2 separate regions of the Homo sapiens genome follow, and region 1 is linked to region 2. A link is a loop called in an ENCODE intact Hi-C map of the cell type or tissue named here. Cell type or tissue: CD14-positive monocyte. All regions are shown on one strand. Each heading gives the region's core, and the rest is flanking DNA. Links, peaks and the distances in the headings are about the cores only.

The links. Peaks named below come from ENCODE experiments on the same cell type or tissue, not always from the same donor. Only the 100,000 strongest peaks of a DNase experiment are listed, where the experiment ranks them.
Region 1: it touches region 2 in a loop (5-fold over the local background); 26 of 110 quality-filtered maps call a loop at or near these places.

What each region holds. Positions count from the first base shown.
Region 1 is chr18:63,299,812-63,302,729 of GRCh38, forward strand. All of the region lies in intron 2 of BCL2 (BCL2 apoptosis regulator), which reads right to left. Among named protein-coding and RNA genes, the nearest start is that of BCL2, 18 kb to the right of the region's middle. In CD14-positive monocyte, for the core only: no CTCF peak of the experiment used is centred there; a DNase peak (open chromatin) is centred at 1,800; H3K4me3 peaks cover 456 bases; H3K27ac peaks cover 439 bases.
Region 2 is chr18:63,235,501-63,238,418 of GRCh38, forward strand. All of the region lies in intron 2 of BCL2 (BCL2 apoptosis regulator), which reads right to left. Among named protein-coding and RNA genes, the nearest start is that of BCL2, 83 kb to the right of the region's middle. In CD14-positive monocyte, for the core only: no CTCF peak of the experiment used is centred there; DNase peaks (open chromatin) are centred at 621, 1,121 and 1,521; H3K4me3 peaks cover 1,852 bases; H3K27ac peaks cover 2,500 bases.

The DNA.
Region 1 (2,918 bases), core at 323-2,822, 65 kb after region 2:
TTTCTTTTTTTTTTTGAACAAACTCTTATGTATCCTTCAAGCCCAGGCCAAACGGCACCTTCTCTGTGAAACCATCCTTAACTTTCCCAGGAAAAAACTCACTGGACTGTAATAGATCTGTTTGTGTGTCTGTTTCCCCAGGAGACTGTCCCCCCCAAGGCCAGAGATCATGTCCAGAAACCCAGTAGGCACAAAGAATGTGGAACAAACAAATGACCACGTTTTATTGTACAGTGGTTTCAAAATGAAGTCAGGAGGCAGAGTTGAGGCTGCAAAGCAGCTCCTCACAAAAACCACTCTATGCATCCTGCAGTGGGGGAGGTGGCTCTTCTAAATATGTGTACAACTTAATTTATGCACAGACAGAATAATTTAGATGCAGTAAGACAGCAAAAACTCCCCCTAGAAATTACATCCCCGTCCACTTGAGTCAAGTTCCTACTAATTCTCTACTCTAGAAAGGGAGGTAGGAGATGAAAAAGAATGAAAGAAGTCAGCAAACGCCCCTGAAGGTCTCTCTGCCTATTTAACACACACACATTCACAGAGAAGGTGCCATTTGGCCTGGGCTTGAAGGATATGTAAGAGTTTGTTCAAAAAAAAAGAGAAAAAAACAAAAAAGAAAGAGATCTTGTGCTCCTTCTCTCTCTCTCTCTGTGTGTGTGTGTGTGTGTGTGTGTGTATTTTACTTTGATATTGCTGGGATTCCTCTCTTTCACTACAGTCTGGACTGAATCATTTCACACAAGTAAATTTTTCAGATGACTGAAGCCTAAACTTTTAAAAAATTTTAACCATTTGGAATGGAGATATTTCTGTAACTTACTACTCACTTTCCCTGAACTCTTTGACTCTTCCTACAGAAAATAACTCTGTCTTGATGACTCAGTGGCATCATTAGGAATCACTAAGATTGTCCTGTGCTACGATCCAGCGAGAACTCCAGGAGCCGTAGAGATCTTTGTGACTGCCTGCCCCACGCAGAAGAGCCTCAGAGACTCCTGAGCTGGTTTTAAGAGCATTTTTGTCTTCTTCCTTGCTGTCAGACTCTAAAATAATTCTTTGAATAATTTACAGGCCTCCATTACCTCCTCTGTCAGGTCAATTCTAATTTAATATATTTGCTGTTTCTATTGGCTGGGTGGGGAGTGGAAATGACAACCAATTTTTTGAGAAAATGGACTTTTAAAAAAGCAAATGGTATGGAATATTATTCAGCCTTAAAAAGGAATGAAATTCTGATGCATGCCATGACATGGGTGAACTCTGAAAATATGTTAGATAAAACAAGCTAGACACAAAAGGACAAATATTGTCTGATTCCACTTATGGGAAGAATCAAATTCTTCCTCGAAGAGTCAAATTTATAGAGACAGAAAATAGAATAGTGGCTACCTAGGACTGGGGAGAAAAAGAAACAGGGAGTTATAGTTTAATGGGTAGAGTTTCCATTTGGAATGATGAACAAGTTCTGGAAACAGATGTCAGTAATGGCTTACATAATAATGGTTTATGTAACAAAGTAAATGTGCTGAAAGCCACTGAACTATACATTTAAAATTGGTGGAAAACGTAAATTTTATGTATATCTTAACTCACACACACACCACATACATACATACGTATGCATATTTATACAGATATATTTTTACATGAACTGGTTGAGAAGGTTGGCTGAGCTCTTATGAGCAATGGGTATGAACTTTAGCATATGTACTTCATGACATCCCTCTGCACAGAAGGGGCTGAAATGACTTCCTAGTTCCTAGTTGTGATTCACACCGTCATCAAGAAACAATGATCTCCGAAGGCGCTAATGTATTTTGCAATCATAAAGATCTTTTACTCACAAATTACAGTACTGGCGACAAACAGGCACTCCGAGCTTCTTGGAGAACATTATGAATAATCCCAAAGAGAACTGAGCTCCAGAAGGGGCGGGGCTTTGTCCTTTTCACACGGGAAACCAGTGCGCCTGTCCACGGCACAGAATCCAAATCTACTCTTCCCTTCTCCTGAGATCAAACTCTAGAACTAAGAGGTCACATGTAAAGCTGTTAAAAGAACAAAAATACTGATTATCTGAATTCATTAGGATCTTAAGGATATGTAAAAACTACATAATGCAGTCTTTTAAATATTACAATGTTGGGTTATGTCTTATAAATGAAATATTTTAGGTAATATTGGACGAATATTTTTAAAGTAGTCTGGTCTATAAAAGAGAGGAGGCCAGGTGTGGTGGCTCACGCCTGTAATCCCAGCACTTTGGGAGGGAGGCCGAGGCAGGTGGATCATCTGAGGTCAGGAGTTCGAGACCAGCCTGGCCAACATGATGAAAACCAGTCTCTACTAAAAAAAATACAAAAAAATGAGCTAGGCGTGCTGGCAGGCGCCTGTAATCCCAGCTACTCGGGAGGCTGAGGTTGCAGTGAGCCGGGACTGCACCACTGCACTCCAGCCTGGGCAACAAGAGCAAAACTCCTTCTCAAAAAAAAAAAAAAGAGAGAGAAAGAGAGAAAGAGAGAGAGGAAATAGTTGGTGGCTTGTTCAGTTCAACTAACACAGAGCCTGGGGTTTGGGGAGCCTGATGGTGAACTCTGTCTTGCTTAATGAAAGGTCACTATTGTCCCTCTGCCCGAATAATAATTTCCCTTCCTTTTTGGCTTCCTTATGAAATACCACGAAGCTCTACTCTAAAAAGTCATAACATGTTGTGCCCAGGGAAGATGTTGAATTGAAATTTTTTAATATGTGCTTTATTAAACAAACCACTTAAAACATTATTTTTGTCCTTCTGAAGAGTGACTTATTCTGCACATGAATTCAGAGTGAGTTAAATATTCAACCTATATATGTTTCATAACACAAGAGATATATAAATAAATGAGAAAGTAGGGGGGAAAAAGAGGTTTAGT
Region 2 (2,918 bases), core at 129-2,628:
CACAAACTCCATGATATCCTTTATATAAAGTTTAAATACATTTAAAAATATATATATATAGTTTAAGGATACACACATGTGAAAGATAAAACCATGCATGGTTATAATGAGCATTGAGCATCACATTTAAACTGATGACTGTGACGTTCAGGGAAGGAAAAAGCGGGTGGAAATGGGGAAAGTCTATCTCTTTTTTACAAAAAAGAACAAGGACATGACAAAATAGTGGTGAATGCACATTTATACACAATCTTATTCTCTGCATTTTCTGTTTGCTCGAGATCTTTCACAATAAAAAAATACTGTGTGATGCTCAATGCTCATTATCACCATGCATGGTTTTATCTTTCACATGTGTGTATCCTTAAACTATATATATATATTTTTAAATGTATTTAAACTTTATATAAAGGATATCATGGAGTTTGTGTTCTACATTTATAAGATGATATGATTTGGCTGTGTCTCCACCCAAATCTCACCTTGAATTGTAGCTCCCATAATCCCCACGTATCATGGGAGGCACCTGGTGGGAGGCAACTGAATCATGGAGGTGGGTTTTTCCCAAGTTCTCGTATATTGAATAAGTCTCACAAGATCTGATGGTTTTATAAATGGGAGTTCCCCTGCACATGGCTCTCTTGCCTGCCCTCATGTAAGACGTGCCTTTGCTCCTCCTTCACCTTCCACAGATTGTGAGGCCTCCCCAGCCATGTGGAACTGTGAGTCCATTAAAACTTTTTCTTTACAAATTACCCAGTCTCGGGTATTTCTTCATAGCAGTATGAAAACAGACTAATACATAACCTGTCAATAAATATTTGTTTTTAGGAGCCCCCTAAAGTAGGTAGGAGAGTGTTAATATGATCATTTGACAGATAATAGAGGTGCGGGACAAAAAGCTGACAGAGTGGGCTCGTGGTCTATTGTCCCATAATGTCAACGCCCTACCCTTGACATTATGATGTTCATTCCACTCATTTAGTAATTTACTTAATACAGGGAACTGGAACTTGACGCAACTTAGGGCAGGCGGGTGAAGAAGACAACCTCTTCCTTTCTGGAACAAACCACAGTTTGAGGAACACAATGACAGAACTCGATAAAAAGGGAAGAAACCAGACTGCTCCAGTCATCTGACGGCTCTTCAATGAATCTGTAATTCACTCACGGAGGGCCTGACCATTCACTGCGCATCTGCCGAAGAGGAGGAAGGGGCCGGAGGAAGTGAGATCGATGGCCTCCGTTCCAGCATGATTTCGCCTTTCCAGCACCCTATCTAAATTAAGAACAGGGCACTGCGCTGCGTTTAGGGGCATTAGCTCTGAGATCTTGTCCGGGACAGGTCCCTTTTCTGCTCTGGGCTCTTCTTGTTTAAAATTGAGGAGTAGACTACCATCTCGAGGCCAGTGAAATTCTAGACTCTTCATTCTGTTTTTCAGGATTTTTTCTTTTCTTTTCTTTTAAAATCTGAAACGGGAGCTTCCGCATTTATTATTTGCACGTGGTTTTGAGGCGCACTCCTGGCCACATCACAGCTATGTTCTCTTGCCTCTGGGAAATACATAAAATGCCTAGCAACAGTTCCTGGTGGCGGCTGGTCCCCATAAACGCCGCTGGTCGGCCCCCACCCCACCTCTATACCACGACCCCTCTCCCAGCCCGGGGACTGTGGTATGGAGGCCGAGAGAGGCCCATTTTAAGGAAGAAGCAAGACATATGCACCATCCCATCCAAGGAGTAAACAGGCGGGGGGGAGGTGGGCGTGGCCTCGATCAATCACCTCCCCTGAAGCTGCACCACATGCACATTTTAGGCTGGAAATAAGAAAGAATTTCCTGGCTGTAGGAATTGTTAAATAATAGGGCGGATGACCAAGGGAGGTTCCGGAATCTCCTCTTGAGATCTTTAAAAATGCGATACAAGATCGCATGTCTGAGATGATTTCTTGCAGTCCTGGCTAGAGACAGACGGACTAGGTGCCTTAACGGGCCTGACCCTCCTCCCAAGGCATATGATTCTGTCTTTTGCTTTCTCTTACCCTTAGCAATATCCTCAGTGCCTCCTTTATATGTTCATCCCCCTGGTGAAGCTCACTTACTGCCATCCCTCAGGCTAGTTTTCACCCAATCCCTAGCCTCCTCACACCTTTCCTTGTTATTTTATGGAAAGCTGGTCAAAGGTCAGAGTTGCCCAACTCCCCACACATAGTTTGGTGGTAGCATCTGATACCCAGACAAAACACGGCAAGGATTCCAATACCAGCATATTGAAGCTTAAACACCAAATCTGGATGGAAACAGAGAATTAGCTGTTGCTAACAACCCATTGTAAATGAAAATATGATCTTGGTAATTGATTTTAAATAGTTTTTTTTAAAAGAACCCTTGGCCGCATTTCATCAAGAATACAGAGTTTCAAAAGCGTTCATTCCAGGGTTGGATTTTTTTTTTTTCCTCTTTCTTCTGGCTTAAACCCCAAATGGCCAAGATCCCAGTCTGAATAAACAATGTGGGTGGTGACTTTTCTGTGAGGCCCAGTAGAGGATGCAATCACTTTCTTATTCGGTTCAACATTAAATCATGTGAAACTAGCCTGATTACTCCACACAACTTTTACTCCGTAATGGAGGGCAACACAACATGTATTCTTTCTCTGCTTCTCAGGGAGAAAGAAATGAATTCTCCTAACTGGGAGTGTTTAATTATGTATAAAGTTCGTTGACCTCACAGGCGGCTGTCAGATGATCTTGCTAAGGCCTGTGAACGGCATCCCAGGAATGCAGTGATGTGGGCAGAAACCGAGTGAGTTCATGCCACCGAATGCTTTAAATGGGACCGAATCAGCAGCCGTCCAGAAAGACTCCAGCGAAAACAGAACTTTTGGATAATCAGTAATTTAATCTCACCTAAGCATTT